Linked DNA regions of Homo sapiens: region 2 is linked to region 1. A link is a contact called in ENCODE Hi-C or POLR2A ChIA-PET data. All regions are on one chromosome and are shown on one strand. The core of a region is the stretch at or near the end of the contact, and the rest is flanking DNA. Distances in the headings are between cores, read along the strand shown. Region 1 holds the start of RXRB (retinoid X receptor beta). Region 2 has its middle 32 kb from the start of PSMB9.

What was found. Hi-C counts contacts between places; a loop is a spot of excess contacts on that map. ChIA-PET counts read pairs that join two places held with the same protein, here RNA polymerase II (POLR2A). Pooled maps may share reads with other maps.
Region 2: a pooled map shows a loop between it and region 1 (2.1-fold over the local background). The contact joins the enhancer-like site here to the promoter of RXRB in region 1. A Hi-C loop is called at or near these places in 2 of 168 maps with a recorded cell type or tissue (CD4-positive, alpha-beta memory T cell and tibial artery), 1 of 37 single-sample maps with no recorded cell type and 14 of 50 pooled maps. POLR2A ChIA-PET finds 5 or more read pairs at or near these places in 5 of 52 experiments (Caco-2, HEK293, HEK293T and 2 more).

Annotation. Positions count from the first base shown.
Region 1 is chr6:33,195,381-33,202,281 of GRCh38, reverse strand. It overlaps RXRB (retinoid X receptor beta), which reads left to right and starts at 1,617. Exons shown (of 10, transcript NM_021976.5): 1 at 1,617-2,040; 2 at 2,866-3,113; 3 at 3,818-3,974; 4 at 4,341-4,520; 5 at 5,676-5,848; 6 at 6,246-6,375; 7 at 6,580-6,712; 8 at 6,828-6,901. The coding sequence starts at 1,806. It overlaps SLC39A7 (solute carrier family 39 member 7), which reads right to left and starts at 1,415. Exons shown (of 7, transcript NM_006979.3): 1 at 626-1,415; 2 at 369-537; 3 at 157-210; 4 at 1-19. The coding sequence starts at 1,036. It also overlaps the pseudogene RNY4P10. RefSeq lists enhancers at 383-884, 885-1,386, 1,387-1,888 and a silencer at 4,425-4,625.
Region 2 is chr6:32,882,834-32,890,374 of GRCh38, reverse strand. No RefSeq gene overlaps it. Among named protein-coding and RNA genes, the nearest start is that of PSMB9, 32 kb to the right of the region's middle. Within about 2 kb of position 3,519, at least 5 of the 41 ENCODE cell types and tissues checked have a DNase peak (open chromatin) inside an H3K27ac peak, as active enhancers do.

The sequences.
Region 1 (6,901 bases), core at 368-2,867:
GACAGAATGGGGCCCTGGCCTGGGAATGGAGGCATTGAGACATTAAGGGAGATGTGCATTCCAGACTCCTCCTCCTCAAGTGCGGGAGGTGAGGAATAGGGAGAGACGGACCTTCCCCAGCACCCCAACTCCCATCCCCATCTGTCTCTTCCTCACCACTGTGGGAGTGTCCATGTCCGGGTTGCTCCAGAGTGTGGTGAGAATGAGGTTCTGGAAGAAGGGGGGAAAACCAGATGAGGGAATATCTGACACAATGAGTGTGTATTTGGGGGAATATCGAAAGGTCAGGGATCATAAAGGAGAAAGAACCCTTTTCCTCCAAAGAACGAAATAGGTTAGATTTGAGGTAGAAGTCAGAGGTTACTTACCAAGAGCATGAGGAATGAGGTGCAGGAAAGCATCTCCCAGGAGCCCACCGGAAGCAAAACTGAGCAAGATCTGAAGTAGAGAGCGATGCCGGGGAGAGTTCGACTCCACGGGGATAAGGAAGAGGACAAAAAATGGAGCTGCTGAGATCAGCACTGTGGCCCCCAGTGCCTGGTGAGGGAGAGTCAAGGTCAAGTACTGTGGAGTTTCCCAACAATCCAGAACCAGCCCTTCTCTCTCCCATCCCCTGGAGACTCACATAAGCCCAGAGAGTGACAGCATCCAGGTCCTGCTTGATGCCTGGAGCCCCAGACTCCCCATAGCCTCCATGGCTATGCTCATGGTCATGTCCATGTCCTCTGTGGTAGAGGCTCTCATGGGAGTAGCCATGGCTATGGCCATGGTGTAAATCCTCATGTGAATGTCCATGGTCGTGATCGTGGGTATGTCCATGCCAGATGCTCTCGTGAGTGTGGCCATGGCCATGGGCATGGCTGTGGCCATGGTGGAAATCTTCATGTGAGTGCCTGTGGCTGTGGCCATGGAAGTCCTCTTGCAGATCGTCGTGCAGGTCGTCATGACCCCCGAGTCCAGCCACCAGAAGCCCCAAGGTCGCCCAGGTCAGCAGTCCCACGGCCACCCAGTGGGGGGCCCCCAGGCCTCTGGCCATCACGCTGACCAGAGGGACAGAGGCAGTGACTCCACTTGACTCAACTCTATACCTACACAGGGTCCGCTTTACTCCAATCGCGCCCTCCGTCCACCTCTATGGGCCGCTCTCCCATTCCCTTAAGTTCCCACCTACATTGTTCCCAAGACTAGTTCTCTTTATCCCGAACCACCTCCCGGATGTAGGGCCCTGGGACACTAATCTTTCACCAGCCACTTTACAGACTCTCTGGGCCCTCGTCTCTACGACTCATTAGGTGAGGAAAAGGCCTGGAAAGGATGGTAGAGAAAAAACAGAGAATTCTCACCGGCTCCGGGATCCTCTCCTTTCCCGGTTTGCTTGGACGTGGCAGTCCCGCCTTTAGATCCCGCGAGAACAGGAAGTTCCGTTCCACCTTCGCCCTAATGCCTTTACCAATATGGCGGCACTCCGGTAGCGACGAATCCATCCTGCACTGACACGCATGCGCGAGTGTGGAGGTGATTTGAGGGGAGGGTGGGCGAGGCGGGCTAACAGGCCGGAGGAGACCGCCTCCTCGGTTTCCAACTAGACGAGGGGGCGGGAACTCGCGCCGAGACTTCCCGTCTGTACAAAGATGGCTGCCACATTGGCGCTGTCATTTTGGTACTGAGCAGAGCGACGGGCTTAATTCGACCCAATCCAGGCCAGAGTCTTTCTCTCAGGGGCTTCCTCGTGCTCAGCTAATCCTCCGATCAATCCTTGGGAATCCCTGGGACCTCTTCGGTATCCCTACTCTCAGCCAGGGATCATGTCTTGGGCCGCTCGCCCGCCCTTCCTCCCTCAGCGGCATGCCGCAGGGCAGTGTGGGCCGGTGGGGGTGCGAAAAGAAATGCATTGTGGGGTCGCGTCCCGGTGGCGGCGGCGACGGCCCTGGCTGGATCCCGCAGCGGCGGCGGCGGCGGCGGTGGCAGGCGGAGAACAACAAACCCCGGAGCCGGAGCCAGGGGAGGCTGGACGGGACGGGATGGGCGACAGCGGGCGGGGTGAGTGCCCCAGCAGAAGGGCAGGCGAGCCAGTGACCGCTTTATCTGCGACCCCTCCCCCACACCCTCCCCCGGTGCTCTTTTCCTTGCGCTCCCGCCCCCTTGTTTGTAAACACGCGTCCCCTCCCTCCCGAGGGCCTTAGCACCCTCCCCCCCGGGGCGGGGCGGGGAAGGGGAGCTTCCGCCCTCCTAGCTGTGACCGCTTGAGGCCTTGGGCACCGGAGGTCGCGGGCCTGGGAAGGGCACGATTCCTCTTAAACCTCAGGACTTTGGGCGTTTACAGGCAGATCCTGCGTCTTAGGAGGGGTCTCTCCTGCCTGTCTCTTTCCCTTGCACGCTCTGGCTACCTGGCTTTACGCTGGGAATAGAGGGGCTCGATGGTCTACCCCACGTGCTGCCCCACCCACGAGACAGGTGTGGCTTTGGGATGACCTGGTATTCATTCAAATGGATTGGTTGGAAAATTTTCCTCACCTGAACTATCCTCCTCTCCTTGTCAACTCCCTCCTCTCACCACAATGAGGAGTTACGCTGTTTTTGGGTTTTTTTAGCCAGTCAAATATAGCAGTGGGAGGTTGTATACCAATTTTAGTGACACAAATGTTAATAAGTTCTGATAACCCACTACCATCGGACCAGCCGGAGTTACACTGTTGTTTGACAGCAGGGTGTCTCTGAACTTGGGGATGGGTGGAGTGGGCTGGGTCCGGCACGGTGGGGTATTAGAGAATTAAAGTCTCTAGTTGGATGTTTGAAGACTCATTTTCTTTTTTTGTCTCTTCTGTCTCTTGTGTGTCTGTGTGCCTGTACATACCCCTCCCTCAGACTCCCGAAGCCCAGACAGCTCCTCCCCAAATCCCCTTCCCCAGGGAGTCCCTCCCCCTTCTCCTCCTGGGCCACCCCTACCCCCTTCAACAGCTCCATCCCTTGGAGGCTCTGGGGCCCCACCCCCACCCCCGATGCCACCACCCCCACTGGGCTCTCCCTTTCCAGTCATCAGTTCTTCCATGGGGTCCCCTGGTCTGCCCCCTCCAGCTCCCCCAGGATTCTCCGGGCCTGTCAGCAGCCCCCAGGTGAGAGGTTGTGACCAACTTACTGCCTGGCCACTTTCATTTTCTTGTTTTCCTTGTAACCCCAGATCCTTGTGTGAACTTCCCCATGGCCCATTGACCTTCCAATCCTCTAACCTTGTCAGGCCTGTGGTCTTTATGAGACCCCTTGCCTTTCCTGAGGTGACTGATCTTTCAGTGCATGCTTCCTCCCCTAAAAGAACTCTAATATTCTTTGTTTTTGTGTGTGTGTGTGTGTTTTTTTTTTTTTTTTTTTTTGAGATGGAGTCTTGCTCTGTTGCCCAGGCTGGAGTGCAGTGGCACAATCTCAGCTCACTGCAACCTCTGCCTCCTGGGTTCAAGCAATTCTCCTGCCTCAGCCTCCTGAGTAGCTGGGATTACAGGTGCCTACCACCACGCCCGGCTAATTCTGATATTCTTGATGTCCTTTTCATCTATCTGATTTTCTGCCCTTTTGATCCCATCTGCTTTCCCAAGACACCTGCCCTTCAGGGTCACTGTGTTGCACAATTTCAGGGGGGGCCTGTTTATTCACTTTGGGGTTGTGCTCCAGGGATGGCCTTTCACATAGACTGCAGTGTAAATGACAGCCTCTGGAATGTGCATTGCAGGGCCTTGCTTAGTGGTAGGGAATGATTTCCATCACTTCTGTGACATTCTGCTTCCCAATAAGTCTTCCTGTGACTTCCCTATTTCCCCCATCCCAGATTAACTCAACAGTGTCACTCCCTGGGGGTGGGTCTGGCCCCCCTGAAGATGTGAAGCCACCAGTCTTAGGGGTCCGGGGCCTGCACTGTCCACCCCCTCCAGGTGGCCCTGGGGCTGGCAAACGGCTATGTGCAATCTGCGGGGACAGAAGCTCAGGTATGTGGCTCAGAGGATGAACAGAGAGGGAGAGTCTGGGCCATGTATCATCACCTGTGGGATTCCCAGGGCTTATGGAGTTTGGTCAGAGCAAGTGACCTGGGGGAGGCCTGATGGGAGTAAAGAAGCTGAAGCTGAGATGTAGGACGCGATTGGGGGGAAGGTCAGAGGGAAAAGGAAGCAGCGTGTAGGGTTTCTGAACAGTGAGGAGACTGGGACTGGATCATCACTCAGCTCCTGGTTCCCTATCTCTGTATTTGGCAAACAGGGAGGACTTTAAGTTTTGCTAGGGGGAGATTGGAAACAGACTAAATGGTGAAGGTGTCTCCATGCAACCTTCTTATTGCTCCTCCCCTTTCCCTGTAGGCAAACACTACGGGGTTTACAGCTGTGAGGGTTGCAAGGGCTTCTTCAAACGCACCATCCGCAAAGACCTTACATACTCTTGCCGGGACAACAAAGACTGCACAGTGGACAAGCGCCAGCGGAACCGCTGTCAGTACTGCCGCTATCAGAAGTGCCTGGCCACTGGCATGAAGAGGGAGGGTAAGGACCCGCCCTGCCCAGGCGTCTTAGACCACATGCCCTTCTCCCTTATCCCACTCAGACTGTGTACCTCTCTGGAAGGGTGGACTGCTCTCTCTCCTCTAGAGGGCGATATTTGATTTCTCTCTCCCTTCGCAGCTCTCCTCCCTGTTACCCTGTTCTGGCCCTTGAGTTTCCTTCTTAATGGTTAGGCCTCTGTGGCCTGCACATATGACCCCTCCCTAGACTGATCCTAGGATAGGATAACTTTTCCTTAGCCATGATGGGCTGTCTCCCCATTTCTAACCTGAGTGGTTCCTCCTCTGATTCCATGGACCTTCTCTGGTCTCTGTCTCCTGTTATCTGTGATCTTTCCTCTAACTCCTGGGACTGGGCACTCTTAAGCTTACAGACTTTACTGAAGACCTCAGGGCTTCCCTTCCTTCTTCTGTGTCTCCATCTTATCTTCTTAAGTCAGATTCCTAGGATTCTGAGAGACACTTTAGAGCATATCTTGGTCAAAACACCCACTTTAGAGAAGATGAGCCTGAGGCTTGGCTTTCCCAAGGTCATGCAACAAAGGAGTGGCAGGCAGGTTTGGGATCAGAACCCACATCTTCAAAGACCTAGGCCAGTGCTCCTTTCACTGCCTATTTGTTGAGTCAGAAGAGCACAAGATTTGCACTCAGACACACTTAGAGTCAGTTGTATGACCTGCCATGTATTATATGAATTTAAGCAAACTAATCTCTTTGAACCCCGAGTTCTTCATCTTAAAAATGAGAATAAATGCTTCCAGCATCATTATGATAATTGAGTGAATGGTAAAATGTGCTTAGCATGTTTCTTGGCATATTTTATTTAAAAAAATTTTTTTTTTCAATCAGCTTTCTCAGGTTGAATCTTGGCATGTTTTTTTTAACCATGTAGTAGGCTCTCCATTTAAATTCCTCCCTAATTCTTTTACCTACCTCACCCTTCCCGACTGACTTACCTGCCCTTTTATAACCCTTCCTTCAGGGCTGCCCCCAGTCCACCCTTTCTAGTGACTTCCCCAATTCCTATAAATATCTCCCAAGGGCCATGAGATCCTGATGAGGCCGTAAGGATATTTGTGGAACCCCTTCATGGCTGGCTGCTGACTTTCCATTTTTTCTCTCCCCCTTCCCCCTGCAGCGGTACAGGAGGAGCGTCAGCGGGGAAAGGACAAGGATGGGGATGGGGAGGGGGCTGGGGGAGCCCCCGAGGAGATGCCTGTGGACAGGATCCTGGAGGCAGAGCTTGCTGTGGAACAGAAGAGTGACCAGGGCGTTGAGGGTCCTGGGGGAACCGGGGGTAGCGGCAGCAGCGTGAGTGTTGGGGTCAATCCACTCTCCTTCGTGATGGGGGTTGGGGGAGGCAGTCTAGGTCTGTTCTACATCCCCTCCCCCTCCTTTCCCCTCATAACCTTCCTAACACTACTTGGGACTGGAGGTGCTGCCAAACAAGGTCTTTCAAACATCTGAGGTGGATGTGATAGCTCCTTCTGTCTCCACTCCCCAAACAACCCACTGGCAGAACCATAGGCATGTCCCAAATAAATAATTGTTTGCACTAATGCCAGAAGAGAAGACTCACTTACAGGGATTGGTTTGGATGGGGCTCACAGGAAGACTATATGTAAGGAGGGGGTGTCAAAAGCCTCTTACAAGGGGGCTCCCAGCATATCTCAAAATCTTCCATAACTCTTACCCCCGTCCCCTGCAGCCAAATGACCCTGTGACTAACATCTGTCAGGCAGCTGACAAACAGCTATTCACGCTTGTTGAGTGGGCGAAGAGGATCCCACACTTTTCCTCCTTGCCTCTGGATGATCAGGTCATATTGCTGCGGGCAGGTCAGTGACCTTGGATCCCTTTGACTTCTTGACATTTGACCCCTCTTTGACTTCCCGATCTTTAGTGACCCCAGTGGCCTTACCTTGCGTACCCAGGGAGCCAAACTTGCTGACCTCGCCACCTCTTTTCTCCTTCTCTTCCACTGATGTGCTTTGAATCCCTTGGCCTGATTTCTGGCTCCTGACCCTTGCTGCCCCACCCAGGCTGGAATGAACTCCTCATTGCCTCCTTCTCACACCGATCCATTGATGTTCGAGATGGCATCCTCCTTGCCACAGGTCTTCACGTGCACCGCAACTCAGCCCATTCAGCAGGAGTAGGAGCCATCTTTGATCGGTCAGTGGCCCTCGGCTAGGCTGGCATGTAGATAGAGGGGGTGGGGCTATAGGCTGGTCCGTGTCCAAGGCTGGCTGAGCTGTGACCTTTGAGTGACCTGCAGGTCCCTCTCCAGGGTGCTGACAGAGCTAGTGTCCAAAATGCGTGACATGAGGATGGACAAGACAGAGCTTGGCTGCCTGAGGGCAA
Region 2 (7,541 bases), core at 2,270-4,769, 310 kb after region 1:
TTTAAAATCACTAAATAGACAAACATTGAAAAGTCTAACATTATCAAAAATCAATGAGGATGTAGGGTGAGGGGAACTCATACTCTGATGGTGGACTTCAAACTGAAATAATCTACTTGGAAAAAAATTGGCATTTTGTAGAGTTGAAGCTGAGAATATCCTAAAGCATAGCAGCTCTACCCTTAAATATATATGCACCTTAGGGAAATTATTGAATAAGGCACCAAGAGCAATGTGCAGGAAAAGTCATGAGAGCATTCTTTGTAATTGCAAAAAGCTGGAAACAACCCAGTGTCCATTTGCAGGTAAACTGATACACAAATTTTGGCATAATCATAATGTGGAATTCTATGCAACATCAAGATCAGTGGAATACAGATAAAATAATAAACTTGCATAATTCTTAAAATCATATTGTTGAATGAAGAAAACAACAGAAAACTACATTTTGATATTAATTATGATGTTAATTTGTTGTCAGACAAAGACAATATTTACTATGATGAAAAGCAAGATAATGATCAACTCCAAATTTGGAATAATAGTTGCATTTTGCAGAGAGGAAGGGAGATTCTAAGGGAAGACAAATACAGGAAACTTTAATGTTAAGGGTAACGTTCCATTCCTTCATGTGACTGGTGGGAAAAAATGGATGCTTAAAATTCTTGTAGATATGCATCACATGCATTACTTATTTGTAGAAAAATATTTCAAAAACTGGATCATAAGAAAAAAGGAAAAAGATGTATAAGAAATCATTTGCATAGAGACAGAAGTAACAAAGGCAATTTGATGAAATTTATTGAGACAGAAGACTAAAAAATGAAAAAACATGGTAAATATAAAAATATGATGGCAGAAGTAATCCAGATATATATGCATTTGTAATGTCCATTTATATCATTGCATTAAATCTAAATTTTTCTGCTCAGTAAAGATGGTCTGTGTGTGTGTGTGTGTGTATTTGCTATTCAAAAAGTGCTGGTGGCAATGGCTTATACCTGTAATCCCAGCACTTTGGGAGGCCAAGGAGGGAGGATCACTTGAGCCCAGGAGTTTGAGATCAGCCTGGGTAACATAGCGAGACCCTATCTCTACAAAAATAAAAAAATTAGCCAGGCGTGGTTGTGCATGCCTGTAGTCCCAGCTACTGAGGAAACTGAGGTGCAAGGATCGCTTGAGCCTGGAAGGTTGAGGTTGCAGTGAGCCGTAGTCGCACCCCTGCACTCCAGCCTGAGCGGCAGACTGAGACCCTGTCTCAAAATAAAAACAAAAACAAACAAAAAGCACCTAAAACAAAATGACACCGAGTGATTAAACCAATGGACAATGATAAACTCAGGCAAATGCTAACAAAAATTAATTATGGATAGAAATACTGTCTTACTCCATTTTGTGCTGCTATAATAGAATATCCAAGACTGGATAATTTTTAAAGAACAGAGATTGACTTATTACAGTCCTAGAGGCTAGGAAATCCAAGGTTGAGAGGCCTGCATCTTGCAAAAATCTTCTGGCTGCCTCATACTGTGGTGGAAGGCAAAAGGGATAAAAAGAGAGCTGAGAGAGAGAAAGAGAAAGAGAGAGCGCCCAAGTGCAACAGGTTGAATTCACAGGCTTTTAGCCTTTTTGTAATTGGCATTAATTCATTTATGAGGATGGAGTCGTCATGACCTAAACACCTCTCATCATTAAGCCTCACCTACTAACACTGTTGCATTGAATATTACATTTCCAACATATGCTTTTTGGGGACACATTCAAACCATTACAAATACTAATATTGAACAAAGTAGAATAAATGATGAAGAAATTTTTCAGTGTCAAAGAAGGATACTTTATTATGCTAAAATGTACAATTCACCAACTACCCATAAGTTATAAGCCTTCATATCCTAAACAAGTCTTTGAAAGTTAGGGAAAAAAATGTGCTTTGTTAGGAAAGATAAATTGACACATTTAAGAGCTTTTAGCATACTTTTAAACTAAACTGTCATATCCAATTGTAAAATAATGTGAATGTAAGATATTTTGCTAAAGCAAATAATGATCTTATCAAATATTTATAAAATTGTGTACTCAACAAATAGTGAATGCATATTTTCCCAAACATAATGCATTAAACCACAAAGTAAAATTAAATAGAAATTAGAAACTACACGGGCTATATTCTCTCACCGGTATAAAACACATACATAGAAAAACAAAACAAAACTAAAATAAAACAAAACAAAACCTCACCAAAACAGTACTAACAAGAAAGCCTCCACTTGGAAACTTAAAAACATCTCACTAATTTTTGGGTTGAAAAGGAAATCAAAATTGCAATTCAAAGGAGTTATGTTTTTGCTAGGAATATGGAGGGAATTCAGTTCAGAATTCATTTCTCTATATAGTACAGCAAAGAGAATGAAAAAGAAAACCACACAAGAACCTCATTTTTAGTGAAACTAGGAAACAAAAAGTATGGTTACATCCCAAATTGCATGTCATTTGTGCTTAAAGCAACGGAGAGCAGAACTGGGCATAAGAAGCCAAAATGTTGCTGTGGCAACAGATGAAAGCGTGGAGGGAACTAGTGGTGCGGGATCTCGGAAAGGGCCCGAAAATATTCTCTCTCTAAGAGTAGAAGCCAGCCTAGGTTGGAGCTGTTGGCAGTTGGCCTGAGCTACAGTGAGGCCCAGATGCTGGGGAAGGCAGAAGAAGGCCCACATATTGGGGGAGCAGACTTTGTTTTGGAGGTTCCAAGGTGGCAGATAACAAAGGTTCCCTCTGGAATGCAGGGGGTCCTAACACCGTGGTAGAATCCTTGCTGAAATAGATTAAATTCCCCAAGTTGGAAAAAACATGGATGCAGCGTATTTTAAGATAAAGTTTACGTGTTAGTAATAAAGGATTGGTCCTTCGGTTGTAAAACCTGGGAGGTTACTATTGCCCATGTCTTCTCTCACCAACCCATCATCCCACCCCCATCCAATAGGAGTCTTCCACTAATATCTGGTCCAGGAATGCTCAATTTATTCAGAATAAGTAGGAAAAGAAATGGCACAGTTCCACATAAATATGCCATGAGAAAAAAATGTTTACAGAAAGCAGCAAGATTTCCCTCCAGAAGTAATGAAGCAACCTCAGCCATGAAGATCATGGAGCCAAAAGGATGACCTTCAGCAGAAGCAGTTACGAGCCAAAGAGGTCCAAGGGCACTGAGGGAGGAGCCAAGTGGTAAGGGCCACCTCTGGCTGGGATCCAGGGTGCCCAAGTGGGAAAATGAGCAAGCCAGAGAGTGCTTGGTCTAGGGATTAAGAAAAGCACACAGTAATAGGTTGGACACTAAATTTGAAAATGAACAGTGAGAAAAATGCTGTGGGGACCAGGATTGAAATGAAGTAACAGAACAATTAAAATTACATGATCCAGGGACAGAGACTTGAACTCATAAACAGGCCTGTGTTGCCCATTAGTCACAAGGGGAGCAGTGAGCCATTGTTAAAATGCCAAGGATTCCCAATGCAGTTTACTTGGAACTTTGCCCAGCGATGAAGGAGTCTGACTTGTCTTTTCTGTAATAGTTAGAATCAAAGAAAAATAAAGCACAGCTGGTGGGAGGGTGAGAAGCAAGCATCATGAACCACGGTCTAATTCAAGGATCAAACTGCTGTCCAGTTCTGGCAGATTTTGGATTGCAAGGGGAATAAAGCTGAGAGGCCATATTGGCACCTAGGCACAGTGAGGTGAGTCTGGCCACGCATTTAAGAAGCCCCTGCAAAATGATACAGGTGGTTACTAAAAACCACCTCTGGCCTCTGGAAAAAAAGAAATAGCATCTCCCGGATAAGAATATCTGGGTCTCACACCTATTGACCAGGTCGAGATAGGGTTCAGTTGGGGATGGGATATAATAAAAGGCATGGGTAAAGAAACTGGGCAGAGGCATAGTGCCTGCATGTTGGAGATTAAGGAGGGAATTCGGAACTCATTTTTCTATATATATTACAACAAAGGTTAAGTTTGGAGGTTAAGTAAGGATGCTGCAGCTCACTCATGGTTGCTTTTCCTTCAGAGTACTCATGCCTCGGCTTACCCAGGGGGACTCAAGGAGAGGAATGTGTGTGCGCATATCTATCTATCTATCTATCTATCTATCTATCTATCTATCTATCTATCCATCCATCCACCTTCTAATCTACCTAAATCAATCACTGTGTGTATCTATTCCAACCACAATGGACTCCTATCATTCAATTTCATTTAGTGGTACATCTCAGCCCAGTTTACAGAAAAGCTGTAAAGGGCTGTAAAAGGCTGTATGAGAACATAATCTGAAAAGCGTTGCTCAAAAGAGCATATTATATATTATTGGGCATTTATGAAGAAATTAGATCTCACACTGAGCTAGTTAATAAAGATTTATAATTACAAATGGGCTGCAGCATGTGATTCTGAACTTGACTATTTCCTTTTGCCCTTCAGTTTCAGACTATGATATGGATTATGATTCTCTACCACCCCCTAGTGGAAATTCATTCATTTCTTTTTAAGTCCTGCTTCTTCTAATCATTTAGTCTAAATGATTAGACTAAATGAGAAAATTACATAGTAAATATCTGGATTCACTCTTGTTATAAAAGGTTCAAACCGGCCGGGTGCAGTGGCTCACACCTGTAATCCCAGCACTTTGGGAGGCCAAGGCGGGCGGATCACAAGGTCAGGAGATTGAGACCATCCTGGTTAACACAGTGAAACCCCCGTCTCTACTAAAAACACAAAAAATTAGCCTTGCGTGGTGGCGGGCGCCTGTAGTCCCAGCTACTCGGGAGGCTGAGGCAGGAGAATGGCGTGAACCCAGGAGGCGGAGCTTGCAGTGAGCCAAGATTGTGCCACTGCACTCCAGCCTGGGCTACAGAGCAAGACTCCGTCTATAAAAAAAAAACAACAAGTTCAAACCATACAGAAGGGTACGGAGTAAAAGGTCTCCTTTGTTTCTCCCTCCTCCCCATTCCATTCTAGGTCCCAAAGGTAACTGTGTGTAGTTTGTGTTATACTAGGATATTTCCTGTGCTTTTACACATTCCAGGTATATGGCAGGAAAAATCCTGAGACATCAACTGAGGATTATTTTCCTCAGGCATCTTTCTACAACAGAGGCAGATAACGCATTTCCCCTCATGCCATGGGAGACAGACCACAGCAAAACAGCAATGACCAAAAGATTAAGATTTTTCATTTAAAATTTTACATTTGAAAACCATGGTAGGCCAGGTGTGATGGTCACATGCCTTTAACCATTTAGGAGGCTAAGGCAGGAAGATTGCTTGAGCCCAGGAGTTCAAGACCAGCCCGGACAACATGACGAGACTCAGTTTCTACAAAAAAAAAAAAAAAAAAAAAAAAGAAAAGTAAAGAAAAAAAAATTAGCTGGGCATGGTGGCGCTCACTTGTGGTTTCAGCTACTCAGGAGGCTGAAGCAGGAGGATTGCTTGGGCACAGGAGGTTAGGGATACAGCAAGCCATGTTCAGGTCACTGTACTCCAGCCTGGGTGACAGAGTGAGACCTTGTCTCAATAAATAAATAAATAAATAAAAAAAATAGAAAACCCAGTAGAGGCCAAATGAAAGAAAGGTCTTTGGAGATGAAAAACCTTAGATTACTAGATATCTGAAGTCAGCACTTGTTCCATAAATAATAGATTTGGGAAGTACTCCGGATAATCTTAGAGCCAATTTTCTTCTGTGGAAGTGATAAGAATCCACAGGCTGAAGACAGAAAGAGTGTCAGGAACTGGTTTTGGGGTCTTGCACTCTGTAATCCAGTTAAACTGTGTGACAGAGGGTCAGTGCCTCCTCCAACTCAGATATTTTGGGCATACAAGGATGGGATCAAAGAGTGTGCTGTTTCTGGTCTACGGAATATTACAAATTTGAATGAAATAAAAATATTTCTGACAGTTTCTAAACTCTCTTTTCTTAGTACTCAATAGAATGGACTGTCATCCATGCTGGGTAAGGAAAGATCTTGACAAGGAAAGGAAGGAATCAGGGTTTCATGAGAGACAGGGTTCTAGGGATCCAAGCACCATGATGAGGTAATGGCTAAGTTTTCTCTTGGGTAATGCAAAGAAAAGTTGACCTTTACTGCTGTGAAGCAAATTAGAAGCTAACCCGGGGTGCATTCGTTTGGTTTCTTCCAGAAGCAGTCCCTGACACAGGGACATGAATGAAAGTAATTTATTTTGGAGGTGCATGAAACTTCAGTAGCAGCTGAGTAAAAGATTGGGAAGGGAAAACAGCCAACGAAGGGTGAATGACTGGAACTTAATCCCCTGGGGAAATTCTGGGAAAGCACTTGCCTCAGAGTTAACCCAGCCACGGAAGGAGGGAGTTGGGCAATTGTACATCAATTCCCATTGGTTGAAGGCTGCTGCCTGACACGTGAACTCTTCGGCCCTTCTAGTCTGCTGTGAGTCGGGCAGAGTGGCCCTTCTTGGCTTTGAGGAAGCCTTCAGGAATGATGCAAATGTCCAGCCAGTGTGCACTACAGTGGTAAGGCCCAAGGAACATGGCAGGTATTAGTAGCATCAGCCATACCAGGTCTATTTCTAGTTGGAGAACCCTTAGATGACTGGAGCCTGTGATCTCTTACATCTGTAATATCTGTGATCAGAATGGAAGAATTTTCTATTGTCTTTTCCTTTTCAATTTTGCCCAAGCCTTCATAAAGTCTTGTTAAAACTTTGACAACAGTCTTATTTTTACATTCCTTTAATCAAGAAGGACAGGCCTATGTCCAAATATAGGAGGATGTATTAGTTTGCTAGGGCTACCATAAGAAATACCACAGACTGAATGGCTTAAACAACATAAACTTATTGCCGCCTGGCTCTGGAGTCTAGAAATGTGAGATCAAGGTGTCAGCAGGGTTGGTTTCTTCCGAGGTCTCTGTCCTTGGCTGGCAGATGGTTGTCTTTTCCCTGCATCTTCCTATGGACTGCCCCCTGTGTATGTATGTCCTAATCTCTTTTTATATGGATACTAGCTATATTAGGACCTACTTTCATAACCTCATTTTCACTTAATTATCTTTTTAAAGACTCTAACTCCAAAAAAAATTCACGTTCTGAGGTACTGGGTTTATTCAACATTATGAACTTATAGGGGGACACAGTTCAGCCCAAAAAGAGGAAAATGGGGCAAAGGGAAAATCCTTCTTCTCCATCTTCTTTCCTGTTCTCTCTCAAAGGCCAAGGTGAGTGAGAGCAACATTGGATCATGGGATCTTGGTTGCCCTGCAACTCAAGAGATATTTGGCTTCAACGTTAGCAGTGAGCAACAGCAGAGCTGAGAACAGTGGTATAGAACTGAGTCACACTGAGTCAGGCTACATTTCCCAGGCTAATTTGCAAACCAGAATTCCAGATATAATTTTTATTCACTCAAACTTTCCACTCATGAACTTCTTAAATGTATTTTGAAAAACTATGCACATCCTCATACATGTTTTTTAAATTTAACTTTTTATTTTGAGGTAATTAGAGAGTGACATG